Linked DNA regions of Homo sapiens: region 2 is linked to region 1. Evidence: chromatin loops called from intact Hi-C (ENCODE). Cell type or tissue: endothelial cell of umbilical vein. All regions are shown on one strand.

What was found. Peaks named below come from ENCODE experiments on the same cell type or tissue, not always from the same donor. Only the 100,000 strongest peaks of a DNase experiment are listed, where the experiment ranks them.
Region 2: a loop joins it to region 1, with 4 times the contacts of the local background. A loop is called at or near these places in 2 of 110 quality-filtered maps.

Annotation. Positions count from the first base shown.
Region 1 is chr15:44,076,645-44,084,644 of GRCh38, reverse strand. All of the region lies in intron 1 of FRMD5 (FERM domain containing 5), which reads left to right. Among named protein-coding and RNA genes, the nearest start is that of FRMD5, 110 kb to the left of the region's middle. In endothelial cell of umbilical vein, no CTCF peak of the experiment used is centred here; DNase peaks (open chromatin) are centred at 264, 884, 1,814, 3,214 and 1 weaker place; H3K27ac peaks cover 3,292 bases.
Region 2 is chr15:44,154,910-44,162,909 of GRCh38, reverse strand. The region is part of intron 1 of FRMD5 (FERM domain containing 5); the gene reads left to right. Among named protein-coding and RNA genes, the nearest start is that of FRMD5, 36 kb to the left of the region's middle. In endothelial cell of umbilical vein, no CTCF peak of the experiment used is centred here; a DNase peak (open chromatin) is centred at 4,999; H3K27ac peaks cover 2,061 bases.

The DNA.
Region 1 (8,000 bases):
TGACAGCTTCCTCCAGTATTAGAAGGTCTATCATGTGGATAATATACAAAAAAGGTTTAAGTCTGTGCTGTGTTGCCCCAGAGGGAAGAACCAGGAAGTTGCAAGGAGATAGATTTATATCAACATTTATATCTGAATTCATATCAGAAGAATTTCTAACAGTTGGCATTAGTTGAAAATAAAGTGGGCTGCCTCGGGAGTTCATAAAACTCTCCAACAATAATAGTATCCAAACAGGAGCAAGATGACTGGTAGTGGGGAATTCTGTAATGGTGATTCAGGCATCCCATGGGTTGTATTAGGTGATTTCTGCGGTCTCTTTCTACCATGAGAGATTGATTCTTTGAAGGCTAGAGAAAACAAAGGGAGAAGAAGTTTACAGCTTGCAAAACAGGGGGTATGTATAATGTAAAGATAGGTGTGTTATCATCTTCTTGAAATTTGGTAGTCAAAACATAAAATTTGAGATTAGCCGCCTCATTATATAGGTGGGACATTCAGATACAGAGGTTATTAAACATTGCCCAAGGTCAAATAGCCAGTCAGTGGCAGAGTTGGAACTAGATTCCCTATTGTTTTAAGACAAATAATGGAATTATTCATTTTAATAATTAAGATAAAAATAATTTACTGGATGGAAAAACTGACAGGTCCAAGACTAGGTTATGACCACATCCTTAATGTATTATTAATGAAAGGTAGGTATGTTCAGGATACCTTTCAAGCCTTTTGAGGATAAGATCAAACAGTACAAATGACAAGCTTTACTACAAAACTTACCCTGGTGCTGCTGACAGAAAGAAGATATTGAACTGAATGAACCACTGATTTAACACACAATGGCTTTTAAACTGTGTATGTCTTTATGTCTTTTCTCTGTTTGCTTTTATCATTGTTTTTGAATGTTTTATTATTTCCATAGTTTGATCCCATGTGTCCCGTTTTATTCCAAGTCCACTTTTATCTCAGCGTCTTGAATGGTTAACACAAACAACAAATGCATTAAACAGCAAGGCATTGTAACTTCTAACATCAATAACAGTAAAAGCAGTAAGACATTCAAGAACAATGAAATAAAAGCAGTGGGGGAAAAAATCCTGGGTTCAGTTGAAGCTCGGCTAGGTGTATATCAGCCAGTAGTGAAGCTTGAGCAGGATCACAGAGGTTAGAAACAATTGTTCCAGACTATGAATGGACAGCAATTCTGTCCTCCAAATTTAAACACATAGCATTAAAATATTACAATTAGTAACCATGCAAGACTGGCATGAGAAAATGAAATCTAATCTTGATCCTTGTTTTAAATATTTTAAGAGGAGTTTATCAAATAAATTTTCTTGCTTTAGTGGATGCATTTAGAAGAAATGGGACCATATAGATTTGTCCTGTGAGATTACATGTCTTCATCTTCTTCCTAGCATACCAAAGAGAGTAGGATATTTGCATATTTCCAGTTCTCTTTTCACTTTCTAAAAATCACATGAAATATCCTGTGATATTTATATATGACCACTGAGGTCCAAAGGTAAAAGAAGGGCATTTTAATCTGTCTTTTAAGGCATATAATCAGAAAGTGTTTGAGAAGCTTGTCATGAATTATGAGCACTTTCAGTGAATCACGTACAGAGTATTTTCAGCACAAAATCCTGTGAAATTTAGGTTCATAATTGCATCACACTCCTTTGGTACCATTGTTGGAGTCAGAATTCACTTGGGAAAACACTGACTTAATTGGCAAACTTTATCTCTTCTTCCTTCAGTACACCTGCAAAGTGCTTATCATAATAGGAATTATGCTTGTTCCAAGGAGAAGCTATCCTTGTGAATTAGCCAATTAGCTAGTGTTTCATATCTTATCTTTCATTCCCAAGCCTGTGATTTTTTTCCTCTAAGTACCAACATTTATTTGTGAGCTTGCAAATTGAAATGTATGTATTCCTTTCCTTGACATCTCATCACTGTGTAATATGACCTTCAGCTATGCTTTTAGGAAATGATTATGTATGTCTGAGTTAAAAAAATATCTTCAGACTGTTTGTGGAAACTGATTTTTTAAAACAAATTTTAAAGGAACTTCCTGTCTCATAGAATTTCTTGGCATATAAAACAAGGGAGTCTTCAATAGAAATGAAAGAATACTGAATGCAATTTGTACAAAACAGCATATTTGGCTGTCAATTATGGACAAAATCACCAGAAATCAAACACCTGGTCTCTCCAGGGAGGAGGACTGATTGTCACATAGCAAGAATACTGGCTGACCTAGCATAGTTCAATATATGGGGTGGAGAGTATCTCACCACCAGAAAAGTCATTTGAGAATACATTTAAAAATATATTAGTTTGGTTTTGCCAGTGCAGACTTATTCTCGATTAGCAGATAGAGTGTTTTTGAAGGAGATTTGCTGCAACCTTTAAACTCAACTTTTCCCCTCTGTGTTCCGATATGAGCTAGTGGCGTATGGGGACCCTTACCTTTGTTTTGTAGAGTTAATGTGAGCAAGAAAGAATTTGTGTGAAATTTTGAACAGTCATAAGAATTTTGGTATTTATAAAAATAAAAAATTCAATTTATTTTTGAAAATAAATTGTTCTACTGTCCCTAAAGTACCAAGAAAATGAAAGAATTTTTGGGAAAAGCAGGTCTCAGAATAATTTCACAGCCAATTGCCATTTCTTGGATCATGAAAGGCCTTAGGATATTGGTGTTGACGTTTTGGGTTCACTTTTCTTCTTCATTGTCCTCTGAGGCTGTCTATATGTAGCAGATGGACCAGATTGTGGCACAGCTGACCTGTTAATTTTCACTATTTCCATTATTAGAAACTTTCACTGGTTATGTCGCAATTTACATTAGCCACAAAAATGGCCAAAATGGGTAGATTTTTAAATTACCTTGTAAGCTATTCATTTATGGCCCCAAAATGCAGACAAAATGTCAGTTCAGAATTTTATTTGAGGAGGATATAAATCAGTTTGAACAATAATTTTAAATACATATTAATAATTCTTTTTATTAATCCTCTGAGTTCCAAAGCACAGAGAAAGAATCCCATAGGATCTCAGTAAACGTGAAATATAAGTAAACGACTGGACCATAGTTCATTTTTGTGTGTGAAAGAATATAACTTGTGTCTTCCTGGTGTTTATTATTTCTGGCTTGTTACTGGATTCCACCTAAAAGTTTCTGTTTCCTGAAATAGTTGATCCCAGATCTCTTTATGAATCACAATGCCGATTTGCTTTTCTTTCTGTATGTGTAACAGAGAACTTTGTGGTAACACATAGACTTTCCCAAGTTCATAGTTGAGGATTTTAAGCAGTCAGTAAAGACAGAAAATTAAAGGAGAGAAAATCCAGAACAAGCTGTTCAAAACTAATCAGTAGGAAATTATGTAAACTTAATTAACTAGGGCATCAAGGGAAGGGCTATGGAGTGTAATGAATTTTTTTTAGAAATGAGGCAAAGCAGCCAAACTAAAATAGGGTTAGTTGAAGTGTTCCCAAAAGGGAAGGAGGGAATATCCTTCCTGCATAAGGAGCCTTCCTTGACCTCCTGCCTTATTTTTGGCTGTGAATCTCTATGCCATGATCCTCAGTGGGGTAGGTATGCAAGGAGAGTATGGTGCCAAATGAACAACAACAAAAAAAATCTCATTTGTATTATTTATTGAATGATGCTCATATAGTAAAATGGAGACTGAAATATAGGCATTATGGCCTAGTCGCAAACCTCTGACCTTCCATTTGCAAATGAACCAAAATGATTAGCCAAGATTTAGAGGAAATTCATAAATTTCACATCTAGGTAGACCAGCTGGAGAAAGACTTGAGGGTTCTCTGTCTAGGACTCAATTCAGTTCAATTTTTAAAAAATTTATTGAAGACCTACCTGTTCTGTTAAAAATGATGTGCTAATGCTGCATGGAACAAATAGCTGAGTGAGGTGTTTCATTGCCTTTTAAGAGTGTATAATCTATTATGGAGAAAGAGACAAGTATACAAACAATAAGCATACCAGAAAGTGGTACAAAATAATACTCCTATGTCTGAAGACTCCTAAACGTCTTTTCCTAGTCTCATTTTCTCTTGTAAGCCCCAGATCTGAGTAGTCAACTGCCTTTTGGACCTCTCCCATCAACTTTTGAGTAGAGAAATGTAAACTTTCCATTTCTGATTACTTCAAAGGTAGATTTAGAAATGTAGATACACATACAAAAATGGAGTGTTTTCTCAAAGCTATCATTTATTTGGGTTGCAAATGTAGAATTCAGGTGTTTTAGGCACACACGAGAACTGATCATTGTTATATATACGTACATAATCCCATATACCTACAAACCCTTTATGACAAGGACAGATTGTAAAACACAGTACTGTCAAATTTTGGAAGACAAAGAATGCATATATGAACTCTTAATTTAAAATTGGGTTTGGAAATTCAAACAAAATTAAAGGAGATAAAAAGTTTTATTTTCTTATTCCTTTATAGCCTCAGTCACATGCTTCACTTTTTTTAGTTGTGGTAAAATATATATATAACATAAGCATTTTAACCATTTTTAGGTATAAAGTACAGTGGCATTAACAACATTCACATTGTTGTGCTAACATCACTGCCATTCATCCCCAGCACTTTTAAATCTTCCCAAACTGAAACTCTGTATCCATTAAATAGTAGCTCCCCATTCTATTTTCTGTCTCTGTGAATTTATTCTAGATACCTCATATAAGTGTAATCATACAATATTCGTCCTTTTGTGTCTGGCTTATTCCACCAAGAATAGTGTTGTCAAGGTCCATCCATCTTGTAGCATGAGTTAGAATTGCCTTCCTTTTTAAGACTGAATAATATTCCATTTCCTTTCAAGGCTGAGCAATATTCCATTTTGTGTATATACCACATTTTGTTTATCCATCAGTCAATGGACATTTGGATTGTTTCCACTATTTGCCTATTGTGAATAATACTGCTATGAACATGGGTGTACAAATATCCATTGAAGTCCCTGCTTTCAGTTCTTTTGGGTATATACCCAGAAGTGCAATTGCTAGATCATATGGGTATAGTTATCATATGGGTATACTTACCCAGATGGGTTTTGTTTTATTGTTTAAGAGACAAGTTCAATGTTGCCCAGGCTGGCCTTGAACTCCTTGGCTCCAATGGATCATCTTGCTTCAGCCTTCCACTTAGTTGGGACTACAGGCCAGGTAGACCAGCACCCAGCTCAATTGCTGGATCATATGATACTTTTATGTTTACTTTTTTGAGGAGCCACTATACTATTTTCCACAGTGGCTGCACCATTTTACATTCCCACGAGGAAAGTGCAGGCATTCTAATTTCTCCATATCCTTGACAACATTTGTTACCTTGTTTTGGGTTTTTTTTTGATAATAGTCATCCAAATAGGTGTGAAGTGGTATCTCACTGTAATTTTGATTTGCATTTTCCTAATGGATTAGTGATTTTGAATATCTTTTCGTGTGCTTATTGGCCATCTGTTTATCTTTGATGGAGAAATATCTATTCAAGTCCTTTACCTATTTTTTAATTGGGATGTTTTTTGTTATTGGGTTATAGGAGTTCTCTATATATCTGAATGTCAATTGCTTATTAGATATGTGATTTGCAAATATTTTCTCCCATTCTGTGGCTTGCCTTTTACTCTGTTGATTATGTCCTTTGGCAGACTTTGATAGTGCCCTTTGTTAATTTTGATGAAGTCCAATTTATCTGTTTTTGCTTTGGTGGTCTAAGAAATTTCCAAATCTAATGGCATGAAATTTTTTCCCTATGTTTTCTTCTAAGAGTTTTATAGTTTGGGCTCCTATATGTAGATCTTTGATGCACTTTGAATTAATTTTTGTATATTGTATAACATAAGGATCCAAGTTTATTCTTTTGCATGTGGATATCCCAAAGCCATTTGTTGAAAAGACTTCCTTTACCCATTAAATGGTCTTGGCATTCTTGTTGAAAAATAATTTGGCCATTGGCTTATTTCTCATAGCATAATGTTTTATTTCTGGGCTCTATTTTATTCCTTTGGTCTATATGTCTGTTCTTATGCAGTACAGTACCACACTGTTTTGATTATGGTAGCTTTCTAGTAAGTTTTGAAATCAGGAAATGTGAGACATCAATTTGCTTTTCTTTTATAAGATTGTTTTGACTCTGGGATTCTTGAGATTCTATGTGAATTATAGGACAGTAACATACTTTTACTTGTGGTCTTTGAAGTATTTTATAGGAAGTCCTCTATGACATTTTTATATAAAAACTCCTTTTGAAGTAATCCTCTCTAGTTCATCTAAGTTTAGGATAAATGGCAGGGTCTGATAATTTAAGCCAGTATAGGGCTACATGGTATTATTTAAACCCTTAGGGGGAATAAAAGATTACAGGATAAAGAATTTGAAAAGATATTTTCTTTGTAGAGAAAAAGAAGGAAACCACATTTGAAAAAACAGTTATCATGCCTTTTGAATTTTTTAAAAGTTTGATTGGAAAGCATTCAGCTATTCAGCATTTGCCTTTAGCAAAGGTTTTAGATTGACTCCCCTCCCACCCATTCTCAATAATCTTATTTTTTGCTTTGTAAATGAATAAGCTTTGGGGATTTTATTCTGCAATGTATAAGATATGTATGTAATATAGACATAAAAAATATACATAGTTTAACCACTTTAACAAGCTGTAAAAATCCAAATCTTCAGGGGCTACCTTTTGTTATTTAAGGATGTATAAATCATGAGAGCTTTTAGATAAGTCCTTCTCATCTTCATGAGCTTCATGTAATCTAGCACAGTTACTTTCCATAGCAGATGTTTGATAATTGTTTTTTAGTGAAATTTTAATAAGAATTTTATGTCTGTTTTTTCTTGTTCAATAATAGGTAGTATTTGAAGGAACTTTTCTGGCTTAGTTACTTCATACATCCAGTCACTTCGTTTCCTCCCCTATCTGTTTGAAGGAAAGGTGCTTACTAAATTTGTTAGTGATCACATTTTTTTGAATTTTCTGGATTCACTCATTTTTATTAAAAGGTAAAAAGTTAGTATTTTCCCATCAATATTTGTATTTATTTGAATTATCAAATTTCTTTTGCTTTGAACTTAAGCATGCTGCAGTCATTGTTGTCTTCTTTTTTAATCTTGCAGTTATTTATCATTTCTTTTTGTAATCTCTTACAGTTTTGGTTTAGTTTTTTGACAATGCAGTTGAATATATTCTCCATGTGTTTAAGAACATTTTAAATAAGTGCCCATTTCTTTGTAATGATTTTTCTCAGAAACAAACAAATCCTCAAGCTACTCTAGTAATATTCCTACTCCAGAGTAGTACACCATAGCTCTTGAGAAGAAAAGGAAAAATAATAGTTTCTGTGTGTTTTAAGTGGAAAGTAGTTTCTTTGATTTACATGAACATTAAGGCATGATAGGTAATGACAATTTATTCCTAAAATGTATTCAGTTACCCATTGACATGGATATGTCATAACCTGTTATGCTTGACTTATAGATTTCCCCAGGGAAAATGTTCCAAGAGAGTGAGCAAAAGAAATGTTTTCTGGGGAAAGTATCAAGGCGAGAGTGTTGTTATTTCAGACATCACAACATTTCCCTATAGCAGTCTATATCCAAGAATAAATCTGTGCTAGCCAAGCAGATGAATCTGGCATTTCTGAGAATACATGTGATGGTTGAATTGAGATTTTTGGTAACAACTGTGGGTCACTCTAAGATACCCATTTCTGGACATCTCAGACTGAGAGATGACTATAAGAGGTATCATTTTAAGTCTGGAGACCAGAAAGCCTCTATACTTGTTCATAGAGCTTTTTTTTTTTCTTTTCTTTTTTATTATTATAATTTAAGTTTTAGGGTACATGTGCACATTGTGCAGGTTAGTTACATATGTATACATGTGCCATGCTGGTGCACTGCACCCACTAACTCATCATCTAGCATTAGGTATATCTCCCAATGCTATC
Region 2 (8,000 bases), 78 kb before region 1:
AGCCACCGCGCCCAGCCTTGTTTTTTTTTTTTTTTTTTTTTTGAGACGGAGTTTCGCTCTCGTTGCCCATGCTGGAGTACAGTGGCCCGATCTTGGCTCACCGCAACCTCTGCCTCCCAGGTTCAAGCAATTCTCCTGCCTCAGCTTCCCAAGTAGCTGGTATTACAGGCATGCGCCACCACGCCTGGCTAATTTTGTATTTTTAGTAGAGTCGGAGTTTCTCCATGTTGGTCAGGCTGGTCTCAAACTCCTGACCTCAGGTGATCTGCCTGCCTTGGCCTCCCAAAGTGCTGGGATCACAGGCGTGAGTCACCGCGCCCGGCCGACATGGGAGTTTTAAGACAAAGAGAACATTAAATTTTCAGCCTGGAGGCAGGAAAAAACATGACTTTAGAGCCAATAGAAATACAAAATTGGCAAATTATAATGAAAGAAAGCTAGCAAAGGGAGGAAATGCAGTGTTAGGCAAAGTAATGTAAATATTAATATAAAGACAAAGAGTTAAATAAGCCAGGTGTGGTGGCGTGGACCTGTAGTCCCATCCACTGGGGAAACCGATGTGGGAGAATTGCTTGAGCTTAGGAGTTTGAGACCAGCCTGGGCAAAATAGTGAGACCTGATCTGTCTTAAAAAAAAAAAAAAAAAAGGCCTGGCACGGTGGCTCACACCTGTAATCCCAGCACTTTGGGAGGCTGAGGCGAGTGGATCACAAGGTCAGGAGTTTGAGACCAGCCTGACCAACATGGTGAAAACCCCATCTGTACTAAAAATACAAAAATTAGCCGAGTGTGGTGACACACGCCTGTAATCCCAGCTTCTCAGGAGGCTGAGGCAGGAGAATCGCTTGAACCTGGGAAGTGGAGGTTGCAGTGAGCCAAGATTGTGCCATTGTACTCCAGCCTAGGGCACTAGGAGAGACAAGGAAAAGACAAGGAAAAGAGGGAAGTCTGAGTTTCTTATAACCTTTCAAGGAAATACCTCTACCTAAAAATCCCAAGAAGGGATGACAGAACATAAGGCTCATAAAGATGGCAGTTCAGTACAAAAGTAGAGATAAAAGTCTCAGCTGAATTCAATTTCCTGTGAAAATAGTCATTTTAGTGGAGAGTTTGTGGAAGGAGAGGAAGATACGGTATAGTAAGGGGCTGTTTTGGAACTTGGAACATTTGGAAAGATGTAGAACAGAGGTAGATGAGGTCAGCTGCATATCTGTGAGAGGGAGAAGTTGGTCACCATATGCCATCCCACTACATTCCTGAAAACTACCAATGGTAGTAATTTATACAAATCATGTTTAAATACCATGCATCACAACAATGATTACACATTGAGCATGTGTCAAATTATTGTATTTTATTGGAAAATTATACATAACCTTAATAGTTAAGCATGTTGCCCAGTTGCTTGCAGATATTAATATTACAGGTGAAGAAGGCAGGTAAAACTTTGTGGCACTCTTTGAATCACAGCATTCCTTCTCAGCAATTATTTAATGAAGCTATGAGGTATCCTAAAGAGGCTTATGATTTGGTGGGTGAATATAAAATTACCATTTTAGTAAACTATATTCTATACTCAGAGGTGCAGGCAGGACACTTTGGGACCACTTGACTCAAGATGAGCATGGTTAGAGAAGACTTTCTGGAGGAAGCAGCAGTTGAACTTTTTTGAATAAGTAGGAGTTGGTTGGGAATAGAAATTGAGGGAGCTGTGGGACATGGGTGGAAGGAACAACATGAGCACAGATGGAGGCATCTCTGTCTACATTTATTGTTAACTCAAGGAGGGACCAGTAAGCATCCATGGGATGGGAAAGGAGATATAAAATAATATGCTGATCCTGCTGACAGAGAGCACATGGTTCACTTATTGGAGATGTATTTACTCTTTTGTGCCACGAGGGTGCTATTTAGTGAATTACCTGCCTCCTCTCTTGTACAATATGGTACACTAGTGGCTTGATAAAATTAATGCATCCCCAACAAGTGAGCAATTTACTTCCTTCTTATGAAAGGGCTAGTAAGTTGCTATGCATTCTTTTAGCTGGTTATATAGGTTTTAAAAATGATTTAAACAAAAATCTAAAGGGAATTTTATAGACAAGGAATCATCAAATAAAATACTAAGATATTGCTAGTTGTCACCATAAAAATGGAATTAGGATTACTTAGAATGATGGGCTTAATTTTTAAAATTAGCTTGAAAAGCTTTCTTCAAACTTAAGCATCCAACAATAGGTGGTTGAATAAATCATGATATATAATCAGATACTATTTAGCTTTAAACATGAAGTTATAGAAGAATGTTATAATACAGGAAGATGCTCACCATATTGTTAATTACAATAAAGCAGTATACAAACAGTATGAGCAATGTTTTGCTTTTGCTAAAATGTTTATAAACTGGTAAGCTGTAGGCTTTAGTAATCTGGAATCATACAAGAGGTTCCATTTGCATTTCAAAATGATTACAACTTATCCGTCCCTCTCCTCCCCACCTTTCAGGTTCTGTTCTATCCTGCAAAACTTTCCCAGTTATTTATTTATTTATTTTTTGAGATGGAGTCTCACTCTGTTGCCCAGGCTGGGTGCAGTGGCGCCATCTCGGCTCACTGCAACCTCTGCTTCCCGGGTTCAAGTGATTCTCCTGCCTCAGCCTCCTGAGTAGCTGGGACTACAGGTGCAAGTGGCACCACGCCCAGCTAATTTTTGTATTTTTAGTAGAGACAGGGTTTAACCATGTTGGCCAGGCTGGCCTCAAACTCCTGACCTCAAGTGATCTGCCCACCTCAGCCTCCCAAAGTGCTGGGATTATGGGCGTGAGCCACTGTGCCTGGCACTTCCCCAGTTATTTCTATGAGAACTAAATGTCAGCAGTGGCTACCGTGAAGGGTCAGCCATGCTACTTATTCATCTTTGGCTCACCCTTGATGATAGATGCTGCCACTTGAGGAGCCTCACTGAAGGTACTACTGAGAACCTCGGGACCTTGCGAGAGAAGCTACCCCCTGAGCCTGTCATAGCCCCTGATTGTCTGGGTGATAGTGCTGGATTCTATTTAAAGGTATGAAAAATGGCTTCCTCCTTAAATCTCAGCTGCTATTTGTTGCCTGGGCCTTGAAGCAGCACAAAGTCCACAGATCCACTTAAGAAATGAAGCAACTCCTCTAACTGCTAATCTTTATCCTTTGTCCACAAGCTTTCAAACTTGGCAGATCAAAGCAAGAATTACCAATGCTTCCTGATCCAACCTGATGCTTCTCCTATTTTCATTCTCTAGGTGACTTGGCAGTGTCATCTGCTTGATTGCTCAAGCACAAAACCTGAGAGGCATCTTAAACTCCTCTTGTTCCTTAACTTTAGGCTCCAAGATCCCTTCATTCTTCTTTCTTGCTGTCTTGGAAGTCAATTCATTCCTTTTGTCTCACTGCCTCTCAGAATTTAGACCTTAATTTCTCATCTGGAGATATCAGTAGCCTCCTAATCATTCCTGCCCCTTCCAGTCTTTCTTCCACCCTGGTTTAGCCTCCGTACTCCTTTACCATGGAATACAAAGCCCTTTATGGTCTAGCCCTGTTGCATCTCAGTCCTTTCTCTTGCCACTCAGTCTCCTCCACAGATACCTTATGTGGTGTTTCTACCCTCCCAAACGTGTGTGTATGGTAAAATACACATAAAATTTATCATTTTAAGTGTATAATTCAGTGACATTAGGTACACCAATAGAGATTTGTGTAACAAACACCACTCTCTATTTCCAGAATGTTTTCATCATCCCAAACAGAACATGTGTGTCTTTTTCCTCTGAATAGAATGCCCTGTTCCTCTGCTCCCATCCCTGTTCCTCCTAAGGATCTCTCTAGGCTTGGTTCTAGTGCTACATTGTCTGAGAAGATTTTCCCAGTCTTTTCAGACTTGAGTTAGGTGCTCATTTTTTTTGTCTTCCTATGCCATGCTGGGCATACTCCTGCCATGATACTTGCCCATGATATTGTGATTGTAGGTATGTGTGGCTCTTTCTTCCACTAGACTTTGAGGTCTTTGAATGAAGAGTCTGACTGAGTCTTTTATCTCTGCATCCTTAGCTTCTAGCACTATGCCTGCTGTGAATAAATGACTGGACTCAGCTTCCTATCAGCTATGCAAATTAGCTCTTGATCACATGCTAGCATTGAATGGAAATCAGGTAGCAGGTCTAAAAGAAATTTCGTAAATGTAGGCTCTTCTTTACATTAGGTATTCATGGAAATTTGTTTTTGAGGGCTGCTTTGAGTATGTAATTTCTCAGCAGTTGCACATAATCTTCTATGTTTATAATTTTAGTAATGGGTTGGGTCATGAGTATACAGTAATTAGGATAAGGTGACAAATATTAGGAAGAGTAAAAATTTTACAAAAAGCTGAAAATATATGTGGTCTTAAATATCCAGAACAGTTTCCAAGACTGTTTTATTTGTCAGGTTATGAGGTACAAAAGAAAGAAGGAACTGGAAGTCTTATTATTTTGGTGCTATTGGATAGAAAATCAGTGAAAAGACATTGGAATGAGTCAAGGTACTAGACAGGGCTTAAGGTCACAACAATTTTTTTCTCCCTTCTGTTCTATTTTTTCTCCTTTCTTTAGAACAGAAAATAGATGGGAACAATTCTTAAAAGTAGAACTGCTACTAAGTTCTCACAGTAGTAGTTTAATGTTTCTCTTGTGGTTATACCTCATCCTGGTGTGAGATGCTGAATTTGTCAAAGAGGGTGAGACAGAGGCTCTAAAATTCCTAGAATTAAAATTAGATATATGGATCTATTATCCATGGACTTTTATGTCACTTCTTTTGCCTTAAATCAAGTGAAGTAAAATCCTAAGCATACTATTTAAAATCCAGTTCCGCCAGATGCTCAACTAGAAAGGTCAATCTTTATCACTCCATTTACACTGAACAAACATATTTGTGGCAGCAAGAGATTGAATCAAGGGGAAAAAATGTAGTCCAGTAATGTGATTCAATTGTCTCATCAGGCATATGACTTGAACATAATTTGAAGGGTCCTTGAAGTTTCTTTTTTTTTAAGTTTGAAATCAGAAATTTGCAGTTGACACAACATGAGTCATGTAGATCTGATTGAATTTCCTGGATTTTCCTTTTCTTTCATCTCCTGAATTGTACTCTTTCATTTTCTTATTTGGAGTCTAGTGAAGAAAGGAAGTGAGACAAACTTAAAGTGAAATCAGATTGTACATTTGCATACCATAGAGCTAGTGGTATTTTTTATTTACAGTTTATGATATAAATGACTTAGCAATAGTTGTTTTTCACACAACACATTTAGAAATTTCTGTTTTAGCACATTGAACAATTAATTGCTTGATAGTGTGATTTACCTGCTTAGGACTTTTTAAGTCGTCATTATGAATTATATGAAGTATTATGTGAATACTACTACCTGTAGGATACTACAGTGGTACTAATAATTTAGACATCTATTAGGCTTTTCATATAATCACATGACCCAAAGTTATTTAAAGAGCAGTCTGAAGGTCCAGTTCCTAATGTGAGAGGACCTCACAGGTAGATTACAAATATAGAATATTGCCTGCATTGATACTGATTGATTACTCTTGAACATTTGGACATTGGATAAAATTTTTGAAGATAAGTGTTCATTGACATAAAGTATGCTTTACTTTTCATGAAGAAAGGAGGCTTCCTCTAGAGAAGTAGGAATTAAACATATCTGAAGGTGTCTGGATTTTAGCTCTCATAAAATAATACAGGTAAAAATTATTGTATGTATTTAATATGATATGTAGCTTGTAATCATAATGCCTTTTTTATTTGAGAAGGTTGACCTATTTTTAATGACAGAGAGAAAGGATGTAGTATGAAAAACTGATCTTTGTCTCATCCCTGACCTCCAATTCCCAGCTTGCCTGTTCAGAAAAACTACTGTTAACTAGTTTCTTATGTATCTAGAAGGGGCAGTTTATTTTTGCATTTTTATATATATATATTTTGGGACAAAATCTCTCTATGTTGCTCAGGCTGGTCATGAACTCTTGAGCTGGAGCAGTCCTCCTGCCTCAGTTTTCCAAGTAGCTGGTACTAGAGTAGAAGAGACAATTAAAAAGATACATTCCTGATGTGTATTACAGCACCAAACATATAATGGGTGTAAGTCAAGATGCATATCAAATCCTATTTTCATACTTCCAAATGACAGGGTAGAGATGAGATTTATGTTCATAAGCAACAGAAGCCTATCTGGGTCTAATAGGTATTCCTCAACTTTCTTAGATCATATATATGTTCCTGGAAACACATAAAAAAGTCAAATGTGTGAACCTCAAACATTGGACTCACATGTTTTAAGGGATGTTTAGAATACTAAAAGCTACTAAAAAATCCTCAACTTTGCCTTACTTTTTAAAGCACAATCTTTGGCCTCTATTTATAGTTAAAATTATTTATACGGGCTGGGCAAGGTGGCCCACGCCTGTAATCCCAGCACTTTGGGAGGCTGAGGTGGGTGGATCACTTGAGATCAGGAGTTTGAGGCCAGCCTGGCCAATATGGTGAAACCCCGTCTCTACTAAAAATACAACAGTTGGTTGGGCGTGGTGGCGCCTGCTTGTAGTCCCAGCTACTAGGGAGGCTGAGGCAGGAGAATCACCTGAACCTGGGAAGCAGAGGTTGCAGTGAGCCGAGATCATGCCACTGCACTCCTGTCTGGGTGACAGAGCGAGACTCTGTCTCAAAAAAAAAATTATATGTCATTTTTTATTTTTCACTATTGGGCAAGTAGTTGACTGACCTCAGTTCACTGAGACTAAATATTAGTCTTTTTCAATACACTTAAGGCTTTGAACCTTGCCTCAGTGGTTCAACTTTTGTGACACTGTGCTGTTTTTCATGACTATCAGCTCTTTTTTTCCTGCTTTCCTCTGGAGAACTTCTTGCATATTTCATTATATTCCTTATTGCACCTAGTCAGTGGTCACTCAAAAAATATGTTTGGGGAGGAGCCAGGCGTGTTGGCTCACACCTGTAATCCCAGCACTTTGGAAGGCTGAGGCGGGCGGATCACTTGAGGTCAGGAGTTCAAGACCAGCCTGGCCAACGTTGGTGAAATCCCGTCTCTATTAAAAATACAAAAATTAGACAGGCGTGGTGATGGGTGCCTGTATTCCCAGCTACTCGGGAGGCTGAGGCAGGAGAATCGCTTGAACCTGGGAGGTGGAGGTTGCAGTGAGCCGAGATGGTGCCATTGCATTCCAGCCTAGGTGACAGAGCGAGACTTTGTCTCGCAAAAAATGTATATATATATTTGGGGAGGAATTAAATTAGTGAATAAAAGAATTCAACCCTTTTTTTGATAAAGGAATGGAGTTTCTACATCATATGGTATGCTTATATTCAGCTTTAATAGATAATAACAAATAAGTTTCCAGAGTGACTATACAGCTTTTCTTCTTTTTTTCTTTTTTGAGACAGAGTCTCGCTCTGTCACCAGGCTGGAATGCAGTGGTGTGATCTCGGCCCACTGCAACCTCTGCCTCCTGGGTTCAAGCAATTCTTGTGCCTCAGCCTCCTGAGTAGCTGGGACTACAGGCACGTGCCACCATGCCCAGCTAATTTTTGTATTTTTAGTAGAGACGGGGTTTCACCGTGTTGGCCAGGATGGTCTTGATCTCCCGACCTTGGGATCTGCCTGCCTTGGCCTCCCAAAGTGTTGGGATTACAGTGTGAGCCACCGTGCCTGGCCAGCTTTTCTTTTTATCAACAGTGTGTGTATGCTGTACTGTCTCCTCACCAACACATGTTATTATCCATCTTTTATATTTTAGCTGATAGATGTATGATGGTATCTCACTTTGGTGCTAATCTGATGCCTAATGATATTGAGTATCTTTTTATATTTATTAGTTTTTTTAGTGAAGTACCTATTTTTCTTTTTCTTTTAAAAATAACTTTCTTGAGACATAATTCACATGTCCTACAATTCACC